Linked DNA regions of Homo sapiens: region 2 is linked to region 1. Evidence: read pairs that join two places in POLR2A ChIA-PET (ENCODE). Cell type or tissue: B cell. All regions are shown on one strand.

The links. ChIA-PET counts read pairs that join two places held together with the same protein. Peaks named below come from ENCODE experiments on the same cell type or tissue, not always from the same donor. Only the 100,000 strongest peaks of a DNase experiment are listed, where the experiment ranks them.
Region 2: POLR2A ChIA-PET joins it to region 1 with 12 read pairs; 2 of 35 experiments call an interaction of 5 or more read pairs at or near these places.

What each region holds. Positions count from the first base shown.
Region 1 is chr6:15,315,769-15,323,768 of GRCh38, forward strand. The region is part of intron 1 of JARID2 (jumonji and AT-rich interaction domain containing 2); the gene reads left to right. Among named protein-coding and RNA genes, the nearest start is that of JARID2-AS1, 71 kb to the left of the region's middle. RefSeq lists enhancers at 2,040-2,129, 7,651-7,700. In B cell, no CTCF peak of the experiment used is centred here; no DNase peak of the experiment used is centred here.
Region 2 is chr6:15,454,458-15,462,457 of GRCh38, forward strand. The region is part of intron 4 of JARID2 (jumonji and AT-rich interaction domain containing 2); the gene reads left to right. Among named protein-coding and RNA genes, the nearest start is that of DTNBP1-AS1, 88 kb to the right of the region's middle. RefSeq lists an enhancer at 6,516-7,173. In B cell, no CTCF peak of the experiment used is centred here; a DNase peak (open chromatin) is centred at 3,914; H3K4me3 peaks cover 687 bases; H3K27ac peaks cover 2,450 bases.

The sequences.
Region 1 (8,000 bases):
CTGGGAAAGTGCGTTAATGAAGCAAGCAAGTCCTGTAGTGTGTGCTAACTGGGCCCAGTGTGCCGTCCATACGTTGAGTACGTTCATTAGTGATTTCAGACATGAGTTTCTCAGGGCTCCCAAATTTATGGAAGAAGTAAGTGATGACTTCCAAATTCTTTGTCTTCAGATTGATTTAAAGTGACTGAGGGCATAAGCTGGAACCAAGATTAGAAAGAACACAGTTTACACGAGTCCTGCTTCCTTTTTTTTTTCATCCCGTGAATGTTATCTTCAGTATTTTCTCAACTAATACGAAAAGTACCACTGAAGTGGGGTCTGCTGGCTTGAAAACATGTGTGAAATACAGATTCTATGGGTTTTTTTTGACATGGAGTCTCACTCTTGCCAAGGCTGGAGTGCAGTGGCACGATCTCTGCTCACTGCAACCTCTGTCTGCCTTCCGGGTTCAAGCGATTCTCCTGCCTCAGCCTCCCTAGTAGCTGGGACTACAGGCACACGTATTTTTAGTAGAGACAGGGTTTTTGAACTCCTGAACTCAAGTGGTCTGTCCACCTCGGCCACCCAAAGTGTTGGCGTTACGGACATGAGCCACCATACCCGGCCAGATTCTATGCTTCTGTCTCAGATTCAGTTGCTACCCTACAGAGGTGGCCAGTTAGGAGTGTTTCATAATGAAGATTATGTCTTTAATCATTGTGAGGTTTGTGGCTGAGGACAGTAGTCCTTATGCTTGTGCTGGTTAGAAGTAAAGAAATTTTGGACTGTTCTTGCTATTTTTTTTGAGATGGAGTCTCTCTCTGTCGCCCAGGCAGGAGTGCATTGGTTTGATCTCAGCTCACTGCAACCTCTGCCTCCCAGATTGCTGGGATTACAGGCACCCACCACCATGCCCAGCTAATTTTTATATTTTTAGTAGAGACGGGGTTTCACCATGTTGGCCAGGCTGGTCTTGAACCCCTGACCTCAGATGATCCTCCTGCCTTTGCCTCCTGAGTGCTGGGATTACAGGCAAGAGCCAGTGCACCTGGCCCACTGCTATTGTTTTTAACACAGCTTTGAAAGCAGTATGATTTGGTTAATAGGATGGCTACAGCCAGACACCCTGGGTTTGAATCTCAGCTCTCTATGGAATGACCTTGGGCAAGTCATTTAGCCAGCCTGTGCTTCAAGTTGCTTGTGTAAAATGGGGATAATAGTACCTTTGTTATAGAGTTGCTGTGGGGTTTCAATGAGTGTACTTTTGGTCTAGAATGAATCTTTTGTAGACAGTCTTGAGTATAATGGGTTGTGATTTTGTGCTTCTTGTCCCATCAGTTATTTATAATTAGCAATGGTACTTTGTTGCATGTACTTAATTTGATTTTATCTATTTAGCAGTAGAATTTTTTTTCATCAGAAATAATTTCTTCCTGTCCCTCTGTGAAATCCCCTTGAGAAAGGGGTAAGAAATAGCTCTGAGGACCAGTTGAAAAATAATCGATCTGAAACACAACAGACAATATTAACATGTCAGTTTTTTCTGTTTTGCAGGAAAATGCAAGTCTCATTTAGGATAATAGTTTGATTTCCTGAGGTGGTTATGGTTATGGTTTTGTGTAACTGAGAGTCATTTAAAGGTGATGCATAGGTTTGCAGGTAGAAATACAGTTTTGTTTGAAATCTGGGGTGTTCAACCGACATTGTGGTAAGAGTAATTTCCCCCAAAACTCCCTAGGAAATTTTTACCTTTTACTTCAGTAGACCTGGAGTCTTGCCTCTTGAACTGAAAGTGAGGTTGAACTTCATCCGTAAAGGTGAGTTTTCCCCAAAGGTACCTGAATGCTTGCCGTGTAACTGATGGGTCCATAGTCCACTGCCAGAAGGTACCCTCTTGCGTCTCGGAGGTGCTGGTTCTGAAGTATCTTTTTTGAGTTTTAGTTGGAGTTTCTCTTGTTGAGAATTTTGAATCTCAGAAAATGCCATGGCTGCGTGGGTGTTTGTTTTAGCTCCACACCCTTCATCTTCAGGGTGGATGCACCCTTGGGTGGCGTTGCACACAGCTGGCGCGTGGAGAGCCGATCCCTCCAGGGTTTGTTTCTTTAATACCAGACCCGCTCCCACAAAACTGGTGTATTTAGGCGTCCCCTCTTCTCCTGTGTTTGTTGCTGGCCAGCAGTGCCTGCAAGTTCCAGCAGATGAGGTGAGGATGGACAGTGAGGTAGAGGCTAGTCTGTTTGCCTGGGTTCACTGAAGTTGCTAGGTTTTGAGTTTGCTCCAGATTAGTGAATATATCAGCTGTGAGAATAAGAGTGATTAAAGCATGGTGGCGCATGCCTGTAGTCCCAGCTACTGGGGAGGCTGAGGCAGGAGAATCACTTGAAACCTGGAGGCGGAGGTTACAGTGAATCGAGAACCCTGCCACTGCACTGCAGCCTGGGTTACAAGAGCAAAACTCCGTTTCCAAAAAAAAAAAGATTAAACAAATAGGACTTCTCCATTTGTATTTAAACTTCAAAGAGAAAGCTGAACTCCAAGGCCCAGCTGGAGGACACGTGGATCCAGCCAGCATGTTAGATGTAGGCAATTGGAGAAGGACAGGGAGACAGCAGTGAGGTGCAGGGGGATGAGGCACATAGTTGTCTACATGAAACAGGCAGATCTTTGTTTTCGTATACCTAGAATAGTTTCCATGTCCAGCAAGAACTTCCAGGTTTTTGTTGTTTTTTGTTTATGCTTTGGTGGTGGTGGTGGTTGCTACCACCTGGAGAAAAGCTGCCTTTGCAGCCCCACAACTGTGCAGTTGCTGTGAGTGAGCAGGCTGGGAACCACATGCTCTTGTTCTGACATTCACTGGAGGCACCCCCCTCCCCTTTCCTTACAAGGCATCTCAGAGGATTGTCATTTGAGGCAGGCCGGATTCACTGGTGTGACTGTTTCAGGACTGGCTTGTCTCATTAAAAAACATTTTTTGGATCAGAAACAATGAGGGGTGGGAAAGGCAACAAAAGCCTCTTGAGATTCCCGGATTGCTCAGGATGTTATAAACAGTAAGTGCTGCTTTTGATCTTGGAGGGTGGTGTGGGGTAGGCGAGAAAGGGGGTGGTGGTTATTGGGAAGAGGGCTGGAGCCAGACAGCCATAATGGCTTGTCCAAAGGCTGCTGTGAATCCCAGTGGCAAAGAGCTCTGCACTTCCCGCTAATTTCTGTTTTCTTTACTGTGGCTGGCTTTATTAAAAGGACATAAGGAAGCAGCCTAGACATTCAGTCCAATCAGTTTTCTAGGGTAGCAGATGAAAAATAAAATTGGGCCTTTTGTATTTACATAGAAAGTAAGTAGGGTGGCTAGCTTTTATGGCTTATTCACTTTCTTGCAGGGAGAGAGGATGCTGTCTGTCTGTCTCTCATATGTATATAACATGCTTGGAATGCTATAAGTTATCAAAGATTCATTAGATGAGCACAGATCTTTCATTCTGTCTTGAAACATGGCAAGGTTTGAAGTTGGTGGACCAATGAGAAGCTGTGCTGCCTTGAACAATAATTTTAAAAGAGTTGCTCTGACAGCATATCTTTTGTAACTTTTTCCTCTCTGTGGTTCTGCAGTAGCCATTTTGTGTCTGAGTGACATGGAATTTCTGTGTTGCTTTTTTCTTTTTTTTGGAGACAGAGTTTCCCTCAAGCCAGTTGCCCAGGATGGAGTCCAGTGGTGTGATCTCAGCTCATTGCAACCTCTGCCTCCCGTGTTCAAGCGATTCTTGTGCCCCAGTCTCCTGAGTAGCTGGGAGCACAAGTGTGCGCAACTGTGCCCTGCCAATTTTTTTGTGTATGTGTTTTTAGTAGAGACGGGGTTTCACCATGTTTGCCAGGCTGGTCTTGAACTCCTGTCCTCAAGTGATCCACCTGCTTCATGGCAGGTGAGCCACTGCATCCGGTCTGTCCATAGTTTCTGGAACACAATTAGAAGTGAGATCTGTGTTTGAGGGAGAAGCAGGAAAAGTTTAACCTGAGGATGGCCCTTTAACTTTATATGATGAAAAACTACCTAATCAATGGTTGCAGATTATGTAAATTAAAATAGTGGTGGGTACTTCTTAAACAAATTATGCAAATTTGATGCAGTCATCAAGGCTTCTTGCTTCACTGCATCATTTACCTTTTGATTTCAGAGAAGTTCAGCCCCTTGACTCTTTCCTTATTCGAACTGGAGCTAAGCACTGAGATATTTCAGCCATACGCTTGTTAGGGAGTGTATCTATGTAAATACAAGTAATTTTAAGTAGACAAGGCTATATTAGTAGAACCTGATTACTTTTATCTTGCTGGTTTCTTCCATTGTTTTATTAGTATGTTTCAAATATTTACCATGGTGAGCCGATCAGCTTCTGATCTATGTGGATCAGTATCCAACAAAAACTGACTAGAAGAGACTGTGGTTGTGGATGCTTGTGAAGAGAATGGAAAATGTATTACAGTGTTAATGTCCTCTACAATTCCAGTGACTTAGTATTCAGTTAAGACACAGGTAAGGTGTTGGTTATAAGCCGGTAATTCAAGTTAGGTTAACTCTGTTTCTTTTCCATCATAACCAGTTGAAAAGAGGAAGACTTTACATTTAATTAGGTAGTTCGTAGAATGTAAGTGTGAGAATAGAAAAATATATTTAAGAAACTCAGTCATTGTTCTTTACACAAATTAGAGTGGATTGGTAGCTTTGGGGGATTTAAGTGGGTTGAAGTAGAAGGTGAAATGATGACTGTTAATTATCAAAAACCATACATAAATGTGATTTGTAGTTTATTTTGAAACCTACTGTAGTTTAAATTCATCTGGTATTCATTACAATGCAGTTCTTAAAGAAGATGAAACTGTATAGCTAATGACCCAAATGTTTCCTTCTTATCTAATCAGGGATCCTTCTTTAGTAGCTAGATTAGATGTTATTCAGAAAGGATAATATAGGAAATAATTACTGTATTTCATTTGTGGAGTTAAGCATATGGCCTCTAATTCATTTTCATATGCAATATATGTAAATTAGAGACCAATCTATATTATTTTCAGCCATGGCCATGCAAGAATATGATTCATTCTCTCTCTCTCTCTGTGTGTGTGTGTGTGTGTGTGTGTGTGTGTTAGTTAAACTTGCATGTGAAGTATGACTTGCAGTTTGTAGTAATTTTGTGATGCTGGTACATTTTCTCATCTTGTTTGGGAGTTTTATGAAATGTTAGAATTCAAATTTGGGGATGGGAGGCGGTGTATCATATGAATGATTTCATTATTACAAGTAGTATTTTGCAGTAGTTAGTATGTTGTGAGCAGATTGAAAATGCCAGGAACTTAAAAGAATTTTTGGAAGAAAATAACTAGATCTGTGCAAGAATTCAACAGTCTGATTACTCAGTGTTATCAATTACAAAACACCTGGCCCTGTGCCATGATATATATACTATATATCAGTATAATCAGTATAATCATACACCTTCTTGTGGGGATAAAGGGAATGAAGGGAATGTCATTTTTTTACATCACAAAGAAAAATCATGAAATTATTAATAGTTGTGAGTTGTCCACTCTGTAACTAAGGCTAACTATGAACTAATGAACTCACATGTAGTATTAATTACGGCACATATTTCATTAATGGGAACCTGCAATTCAAATTATGTTTGAGCAGGAAATATTTAACAATTTTGTAAACCTTTTTGATTGGGCCTTGAAACATGGTTTGTAGCTTTTTATTACTTCTGCTCTGTTTCTTAAATGTGGGTGGCAGTGAAATCAAGATCTCTATTCAGAACCAAAGACTGACTGTCAGGGGGTTTATCTACTTCGTAACTTGTCATTAGAAAACATGATTTCCTTCAGCTTCTCCTCGTATTTACAAGCCAATTGCTTGACTCTTCTTTGGGTCAGTGGCTAAGTAAGTTAACAAGAACAAACAACAGAAATGCTTTCTTTGAAGATATGAGACTTCAATAATAGAGTGTGAGTTAGAATAGCAATCTAATTTTATAATTGGAAGAATTCTTGTTTTTTTTTTTTTTTTTTTTTTTTTTTGAGATGGAGTCTCACTTTGTCGCCCAGGTTGGAGTGCAGCGGTGTGATCTCGGCTCACTGCAAACTTCGCCTTCCGGGTTCAAGCAATTCTCCTGCCTTAGCCTCCCAAGTAGCTGGGATTACACTGCCCAGCACTACGCCCAGCTAATTTTTTGTATTTTTACTAGAGACGGGGTTTCACCATGTTGGCCAGGCTGGCCTCAAACTCCTGACTTCGTTGTTCGCCTGCCTCCCAAAGTGCTGTAATTACAGGCATGAGCTACCGCGCCCGGCCTGGAAGAAGTATTAGATTTAGTGTCTAGTGGTTAATGGGAGAATGGGAAATCTGCATAGCTCCTGTTTGGTAGCATGAAAAACACATAATTGTAATTTCAAATATCCAAACAGGCATGTAGAATCATAGGGTCATTTGTTGAAGCTTAGTTTTCAAGGAGCAGTAAGAGTGAGGAAAAGGTGCACAGGCTTCTGTGCTTCTGATTCTGAGACTTGGTTAGAGGGCACTTGCCAGGCATGGTGACACACTCCTGTAGTCCTAGCTACGCAAGCCATATTCACTATTATCACTCTCTGGACCAATTATTGATTTGCAAGTTCCTGTGAAATGTTTTATCACCCAGTGTGTTTTGTCTGTGTACAGGAAGCACTGGATACACTGGCTAGGTGTGTGCTTTTAAGTAACATTCTTCTCTGATTCCTTTCCTTCAAAGTGGGAGATACTGGTAGCATCTACCTACCCTGCAAGGATTTAATGAGTTTTAATGACATGAGAAATGCTTAGATTTCAGGGATTTGACTAAACCCAAATACCTGGGCCATATTTTTAGCCAGGAGCCAGGGAATATTTGCACTAAGCCACTGGCTGACCCAAAACTTCTCTCTTTAAGTCATTTAGCCAAACAGCAAATTAGGGAGCCAGCAGCTCATTTTGGGGGTGATGTTTTGTATGAGAAGTTGGTGAACCCTGGGGGTAGCAGTAGGGGAGATTTCAGCATAGAGAAGAGGGGATAGTTGATTTCCTAAACCACTTCCAAATTATGTCTTCAAACAAAATAAAACTTTCCCCTTGATTTCCAAATTCCAGAATATTAGGCATAACCATAATATAAACATAACAGCATACTCTTAAACCAGAGAGAAAAATTCCAAGCTGTTCTGAATTATCTGGTTCATTTGAGATTGGACTGTATGCAATTTGGTCGTAGCAGCAGGCTCATTCTAGCAAATGCTAAGGTAGCAAACACCAGGACTGTAGGTTACTTTTCCTCACAACATTCTGGTTGTAGGTTTCCTGACACATTCATTCTGGCTGTTTTTCTTTTGCACTCTGTGGTACGAAACCTCTTAGCTCTGTGTGGGTGGTGGGCTTTTGCTTGCCAGGCAGGCAGGCACAGCCTGGTTTCCCAAATGCATTTCTCCCTGATTGCCTTCTCTATCCATTAAGCATATCTGAACTGTGTAGGATTAGCTGTGTCTTGTTCTTTCCTTTTCTTTCTTACAATCACAGGAATGAGCCAGGTGTGTGTGTGTGACTCACCCTAGCCCAGCCTGGGTGTGCTACAGCACCGGGAAATCCTGCCCTCTTGGCCTAGCGTCTTCATAGATATGTGGCTTGGCCTTCTCTCTTTGGTGCTTTTCCCTTGACAGCAAACTTGTCGTCTTTTGTCTTGAACTTTATTGCTCAGAGACCACCCTACTGCTGTCCTTTTACTTCAGATCTTCAAATTCAGTCACATACTGAGGTACTAGGGGTTTGGACTTAAGCATAAGACTTTTTAGGGGACACAAGGCAACCTGTAACATTTCTTAACATTGCCTTCCAAAGAAAATTCCTTTTGTTGGGTGTGGTGGCTCACACCTGTAATCCCTGCACTTTGGGAGGCCGAAGCAGGCAGATCGCAACATGGTGAGATTCTCTCTTTACTCAAAATACAAAAATTAGCCGGGTGTGGTGGTGTGCG
Region 2 (8,000 bases), 140 kb after region 1:
TTAGCTTTTTTGTTTGTTTTTGGAGACAGGGTCTTGTCTCATATCAAAATAAGAAGTTGTCCACTTCTGGAGTGCAGTGGCACAGTCATGGCTCTAAGCAGCCTCGACCTCCTGGGCTCAAGCCATCCTTCTGCCTCAACCTCTCCAATAGCTAGACCTACAGGCGCAGGCAACCACACCCAGCAATTTTTTTTTTTTTTTTTGGTAGAGAAGGAGTCTTGCTGTGTTCCCCAGGCTGGTCTTGAAGTCCTGGGCTCATGCAATTCTCATGCCATCTTGGCCTCCCAAAGTGCTGGGATGACAGGCATGAGCCAACATGCCTTAGTTTTTACATAGATTTTGGCTGAAAGATTCTCCTGATCTTGCATGTTGAGTATGAAGATGGAAAGGAAGCTGTGAGAACTAAATATGACAGAATCTTGTGCTGGATTGGCTGTATATAGAGAGAAGAACATGGCCACTAGACTGTGAGGCTGGTAGAGTGTGGTGTGATGATCAGGAATGGAGAACGAGTGGGATGTGTACTCAGAAGGATGTATTTGCCCTAAAGGAATCTTTGAAGGATCAGCAGCAATGTGATTCAGGTATATCTAGCCGCGCTTGGTTGTGCCGTCTATAGTCCATCTCTGTGGAGGCTGACACGGTGGAATCCTTGACACCTGGAGTTTGAGGCTGCAGTGAGACATGATTGTGCCTCAGCACTGCTGCCTTGGCAATTAAGTGGCACTTTGTCTCAAAAAAAAAAAAAAAACAATGGTGATATGGGACTCTTAATTTGTGACTTTGGTCTTGCGTGGCTTAAAATTTTTTTTTTTAAATGACAAATAATAATTGTACATATTTATGGGTCACATGATGATTTTGTGATACATGTAAGTGATCAGATGAGGGTAATCAGCATATCTCATCTCAAACATTTATAATTTCTTAGTGTTGGGAACATTCAACATCCTCCTTCTGGGTGTTGCTAACTGTAGGCATCCTACAGTGGGATATAACACTAGAACTTATTCCTCCTATCTAACCATAATTTGGTATCCTTTTCTAAATATGCATGGCTTTTAAACGTAATTGGAGCCAGGTGTGTTTTTTGAGACAGAGTCTCACTCTGTCGCCCAGGCTGGAGTGCAACAGCGCGATCTTGGCTCACTGCAACCTCTGCATCCTGAGTTCAAGTGATTCTCCTGCCTCAGCCTCCCGAGTAGCTGGGATTACAGGCGCCCACCACTACGCCTGGCTAATTTTTGTATTTTTAGTAGAGACGGGGTTTCACCATGTTAGGCTGATCTCGAACTCCTGACCTCAGGTGATCTGCCTGCCTCGGCCTCCCAAAGTGCTGGGATTACAGGCATGAGTCACCATGCCCGGCGAAGCCAGGTTCTTTAAAGAGTAACTATGACTTAACTAGTTTGGCTACTTTTGGGAAAGGAATTTTGATGTCTAAAATTGCTGTCGGCATTTTGCTTAGTAAATAATGAAATAATAGTTTCTGCCTCCACCAGTCCACCAATCCCGTTTCATTAGGATGTCTGAAGATTGCTCTGTTGATTATGGAATTTAGTTATGCAGGTCTTTACTATGGCGCAATTGTGACTGTTGTGTTTAGTTCTCAAAGGTAGAGAAGGAGAGAAACCCATCAGGGAATGTCTCAGTGATTCTGTGTAGAGAGGAATATGTGTGTTTGTGCTACATGTACTTGTGCGTGCACTATCTTATAACATTATATTTTCTGAGGTTCTGGGAAACCTGGAGAGTCTTTTAGTTGCGGAGGCATGCTTATTTATTGTTCAAATAAATGCCATCTAGAGAAAACATTACCAAGTAAGTACCTGGCTTTGAAGTTTCAGGATTCCAGACAGAAGAGAATCATCTTTTCATAGATAAAATTTACTTCTTTTAGATGTCAAATACAAAAAAGGCTTAAATAATTAAAGCCTAGGAGATGTTTAAAACAAATTTAAAAAAATGCTCTGAACCTTTGGAAATGAATTTCATATATGAGCTAGGCAATAAAAATAGGCTTTGTTATTTGTTTTTCTGTTCGTATACAATATTGTACTGTTTTGCTATTTCTTTTATACTTTTTTTAGATCTGAGGTATTAAAAATGAGTCATCCTAGCTTTAAAATACCATTTTTTTTTCCCGGGAGGATAAGTGTGTTTACCTGATCTGACTCTACAAACCCCAAATGACAGATGATGCTTATTATAGCTTCATGACCCTGAAAATCTGATGGATTTGGTGGCCTTAGATAGCATCTTTTCTATCTAGGATATCTAGATAGCATCAAGATAGGTAGTTTCTTGAGCTAATTAAAACCTGTATTTCAGTGTGTACAAAGGTTACATAGTGATCCCTGTTGTTGTGGTACTTTAATAATTTTATTTCCATTTTAATTTAAGAAAAACAGGATGTTAAGCTTTTTTTTTTTTTTTTTTTTACAATCATAAAAGTAGTTCCTGTTCATCTTGGGAATATTGGCAGAAGAAAGGTAAAGAAGTAGGCAAAAGAATGCATTCAAAATAGCATCTCCACCATCTCCCAGAGACGACCGCTGTTAATTACCTTGTTTGTGACTATTTTACTGAGCATTCTGTGTGCATGTATAATACATATTTTTCCTGAAATGATATTGCATTATACTTTCGTTTTTGCAGTCTGATTTTCCTACTTAACACTGTCACAAAAATGCCTGTCATTTCATTTTAATAGCTTATGTTCCATTTGGTGAATGTCTCATAATTTATCTAATTCCTGATGCACATTTAGAGAGATTTCCACCTTTTTGATATCCACTGCTAATGACGCATATCCTTAGTTAAATCTTCACCTTGTTGAAGCCCTTTCAGGCAAAGTTGACAGTTGGGAATGCGATTAACCTTCTTACACCTGCATCCTAATTCTGTTCTTTTTTCGTGCTGATTCCAAAGCAAACATAGCTTGTCACATCCCCAAGCCTCTAGTGTTCACCATAAAGAGCTCAGTCAGCCCATCACCCTTGGGTGACAGCGAGCACTGTGAGGGGTAAAGAAGGCAGTCTTTAATATGCTCATTATTTATAGGGAAGAAAGTCTGGCTGCAGAAATAATGAAGGAAGCAAATCAAACACCTGGAAGTGATGTTTGTTGCTAAGGATCCAGGTCTTTTTTTTTTTTTTTTTTCCCTTCTCCAGTCCTCAATTATTACCTTTAATATTCTCGGCACTTCTTTGGGATTTGGAAGAGAATAAATCGTGAGGCCAAGGGAAAGACAGCGAGTGGAGTTCTTTAAACCTTGTTTGTTATCTGTTAATGACAGTGAGAAATCTTTGAGATGGGGAGGAAAAACCCTATACTATTAATACTGGGATTAGTATAGATATGTAAACACCCAGCTAGTCATTCTGAGGTTAAAAGCTTTAGAAATCTAAAACAAATTTGTTTTAAGACACTACCAGCTAAGTCTGCAAGGCTCTTTCATTTCCTATTTAATATTGTGACCTAAAATTTCTACAGGAAAGGAGGATGGGATGAATAGTGCAGCCGGCCCGAGGTATTTGCCCGCAGTGTATTTATCTTTAAATAGCTGCTTTGAAGGGGTCCACATGTCTCTTGCCAGAGGCATAATTAGTATCTTTCACTGGCACACGCGGGGAAGAGGGTTTTGCGCTTGCTGCATGCAGTGATTCGTACCATCGCCGTATTCCCTGTCACCACTCTGGTTATTCTTAATGAGTTCTGTCGTCTCCTCTTTGTTCTGACTATGATTATTAACAGATTAAAAAGAGCTTAATGTAGCAGAGCACTGGCAGGTTAAATGATTCTCTTATTTACATTTTCCTCTTTACGGGGCACTGCAAACAAGGGGATTCCCAAAGGGGACTCCTGAAGCATGCAAACCTACATACACAGTTCATTCCTATGACCGTGGGCATCACAGTTCAGCGTCACGGCTCGGCACAGTGAAGAGAGTGTTATTATGGGGAGTTCCTCGTAAATATCCTTACTGTCAGCCGTTGTGAAGCAATGCTGTCTTGTTTTGGAACTGCCTGCCTTTTGTTTCTTCTGTCTTACAGAATCTTTAGTGATCAGCTGTCATTCAGTTGCTAATTAATTCAGCAAACCTTTATTAAACTCTTTTTGTATGCTAGACACCTAGAAAACAGATTAGACACAGGAAAGCAGTATTGGTGGTGGGTGAAATTGAGGATATAACAATAAATGCGTGAAAATGCTGGGATAGAAGTGTGTACCCATTAAAGCAGGAAGGGAGAGGCCCTGGGATGGCTGCAAAGGAATGCTGACATTTGCTGCGGGTCTCCGCGTTACAGTGCATTAGGAATCTTTGCAGAAAGAGGATAGTGCTGGGAAGGGGTTCTGCAGAAGCAACTGCCAAGGCATGGATTGATGTTGGAGGTCCTGGAGTTAAAGCAAGAAAGTTAGGATAAGCCTCAGATTCTGCATGCCCTGGGCTAGTTACTGGAGTATCCCTTGGCGTTCTTCAAGTCAGGGGTGACATCATAATACACCTATGAGGTTAGGAAGATGTTACTGGCAGCTCTGCAGAAAATCGATTGAGGCTGCAGGGAGTTCTTTCTAGGGGCATTGGCAGAAGGCTGGCATGTCTTGGGCAGATGATTTAAATATTTCTCAGCCTGAGCTTCCTCATCTGCGAAATGGATATTCTAGAGTCTATAGCACATAGTTGTTGCAGAGCTAATGGGTATGAAATAGCCCAGAATTGATACCTGAGGCGATCATCCACATATAGGCATCCTTTGATAACTCAGAGGACTGATTTATGGACCTCCTTTTGATACCAAAATTCATGGATACTCAAGTCCATTATGTAACATGGCACATGGTATTTGCATGTATGCACATCCTCCTGTATACTTTAAATCATCTCTTGATTACTTATAATACCTAATACAATGTAAATGCTGTGTAAATTTGTTAGATAATATTGTTTAGAGAATAATTACAAGGAAAAAAAGAGTCTGTATGTGTTCAGTAGAGATGCAACCGTCCCTTTTTTTACCTGAATGTTTTTGATCGACAGTTGGTTGATTCCATGGGTGCAGAAGTGTCTGATACAGAGGTCCAACTGTACATTTATTTACCATTTTTTCCAGTGAATTGAGGCAGAGGTAGTGGAGAGGAAGATTATTAGATTTTGGATTTAGGTGGAACTGTCTAAAAGACCAGCTGAATCGGCCACAGGTAATAGAAGAGACAGCCAACCTGTGGTGTTTTTTCTAAAGAGCGTTGCTGGCCTCATTGGCAAGGAACACATATTTTGATGTGGTCCTAGCCTTGAGTATTGAGGACTAGGATTTCTAAGTAGGGCAAATGCAAAAGCCTGGGGTGATTTAGAGGTCACAGAATGAAAGGGGATTAACCTGCCAGAAAGCAATTAAGTAATCCCCCAATTGCAAGGAACACTATGGTGCTAATAATGAGCTTCCTTGAGCAAAATGGGAATACTTTACATTATGTAAACTCTTTGGGGAGGAAATCACACTGTCTCCAGTGGTACACAACTTTTTTTGAGGGTCTCTGGGAGTTGTTGCATCTTAGTTTTTGAGAGCAGCAGTAGTGAAAGTGTATGTTTGAGAACGGTGTCATCACTGCCTAGGGGCTTTCAGTGGCCTTAACGTTCTGCATATGCTTGGTTTTCTCCTAGAGTCAGTTACCTGTTTCATTTGTTGGGATAGTTTATCAGTTAATAATGAAGAAATCTGAAACCCTGAAATTTTTGAGGTCTGAGGAGGGGAAGGATGGATCACTTTTATTGGCCCTGTGACGTTGATCAGATGTTATTAATAAGACTGTAGGTCATTTTGCTGTGAGGATTCTCCCTGCTACAGGCCAGCTGGCCTCTGACCATGTTGTGCCCTCCCTGAAGATAAGGCAGGCTTCCTTTTTGCTGCCAGTGAGTACTGGCACAGATTCAGTAGTACTTCTCAGAGTCATCTCTGGCCTTCTCCTTACTTTCTAGAGAGTCCTTGAGTCTTTCTGAAATCCACTTAGAGAACATGGAAATAAGACTTTAAGTATGGCAGTGCTGTTTTGTTGGCCAAGCACCTTGCTGACTGAAGGGGTTTCATTTATAGCACTAAAGTCCCTGGTGTCTGTGTCCCGCAGGGAAGTTGAGTATTCAGCTTCTCCATTGGGAACTGAGGAAGGCCTCACATGATTCGCACAAAGACTGTTGTCTGTAGTGGCTGTTAGAATGCTCATTTTGTTGTTGTTGTTGTTGTTGTTGTTGTTTTGTTTTTTGAGACGAAGTCTCCCACCCTGTGTCACCCAGGCTGGAGTGCAGTGGCGTGATCTCGGCTCACTGCAACCTCCGCCTCCCATGTTCAAGGTATTCTCCTGTCTCAGCATCCTGAGTAGTTGGGAATACAGACGTGCCCCACCACACCCAGCTAATTTTTGTATTTTTAGTAGAGACGGGGTTTCACCATGTTGACCAGACTGGTCTTGAACTCCTGACCTCAGGGTATCTGCCCACCTTGGCCTCCCAAAGTGCTGGGATTACAGGCGTGAGCCACTGCACCCAGCCAGAATGTTCACTTTCTTACTGGTTTCTTCTTCTCCACTTGAGATAATACCGTGATGGCTTGAGCACCATCATGGCTGCTGCTATGTGGTATGATTTCTATATTCAGTGAGATGAAGCGAACCATAGATAGACCTTGTGGCATTTGACTGGGTGTGTATTTGAATGTGTTTTAAATTGCCAGTGCAGACAACAATATAGGAAGGGTTGTAAGGGGAACGTTACAGTTTTCAATGACAAAGATGCTAGATTAGCGTGGGAATAGGAGATTGGGAGGGAAGGTGGTATGATAACCATTGTATTCTCCTTGTGAAGTCCCACATGTTAATTGCACTTGCAGATAGAATACTACCCTAATGTCGGGAATTTCCTATTTGTGGGATTAGATAGGCACACCTGGGTGCTTGTTTGCACTAGTTCTTGAGAGCTGTAATCCAGGAGGAGGAGGGAGGGTTGCTGAAGGAAAGACTGGCCATGCATCTAGGAGGTCATTGCGTCATCCCTCCTTGTTCCTTAACAAAGACCAAAGGTTCAGCTTATTCTAACCATTGAGTTCATTTTGCATTTTCATCCCCTGTCTCCCAGATTCTGGTCACCAACCAATCTAGTTACTTTCCTATTTGGGAAAGAAGATATGCTGTCACCTATGGAAAGAATGACAGTATGATTTTATACCTATGAGCATAATAATATCACCTTACTGTGAGTCACTCAGCTTGCTTTTGCCTATGTTTGGAGCCATAAAAATGTTTCGACTGAAGACATTATGCTCTGTATACAGTTGAGTAACCTCGAGTCTCATGGCAAGTAAGCATCTCCCAGAGCCATGGCCTCATCCTGGAGTCTTGGATCCCATGTAGAGTCCCTTCAGTGATGGTATCTTTTTTTTTTTTTGGAAATACCTATTTAAAAAGAAGTACATTCCCAAGATGAGCATGATTGGATAGGCACCTCCGTATTCAGTAAGGAATAGGGATTCCCTTTGTGTTTTGCTCATGCTATTGAGGGCTGCTTCCCTATCTCTGCTACACAAATCCCTCTTCATACCAGAAAGGACATTAAGTGAACGTTTTACATTCATTTTAATTTTAACCATTACCTTTCCTTTAGGGCAATTGATAGTAATTTTGTCTTGATACAATGGAGATAAATTATTTAAGACATGAATGCAAGTCACCTTACAGATAATAATAGCACATGGAGCATCTGGATCTGGCAAATACTTTTAGGATGGTAGGCAAATGAATGCGAATTGGGAAATTCTGTTTTAATTTCTTCCCTAATAAGTTGTAAAGTCAGACCAGGAATGGGCAGAGATTGGCACTGGACATGTTATATTTGTCCCAAAGTCTTTTAGGGAAGTTTGTGTTTACATGTTGTGCATGCATGAACATGTGAGATGAATGTAGACAGCTGCCCTGTTTGAGTCTCTGGTGCTTTGAACAGTGCTGATACA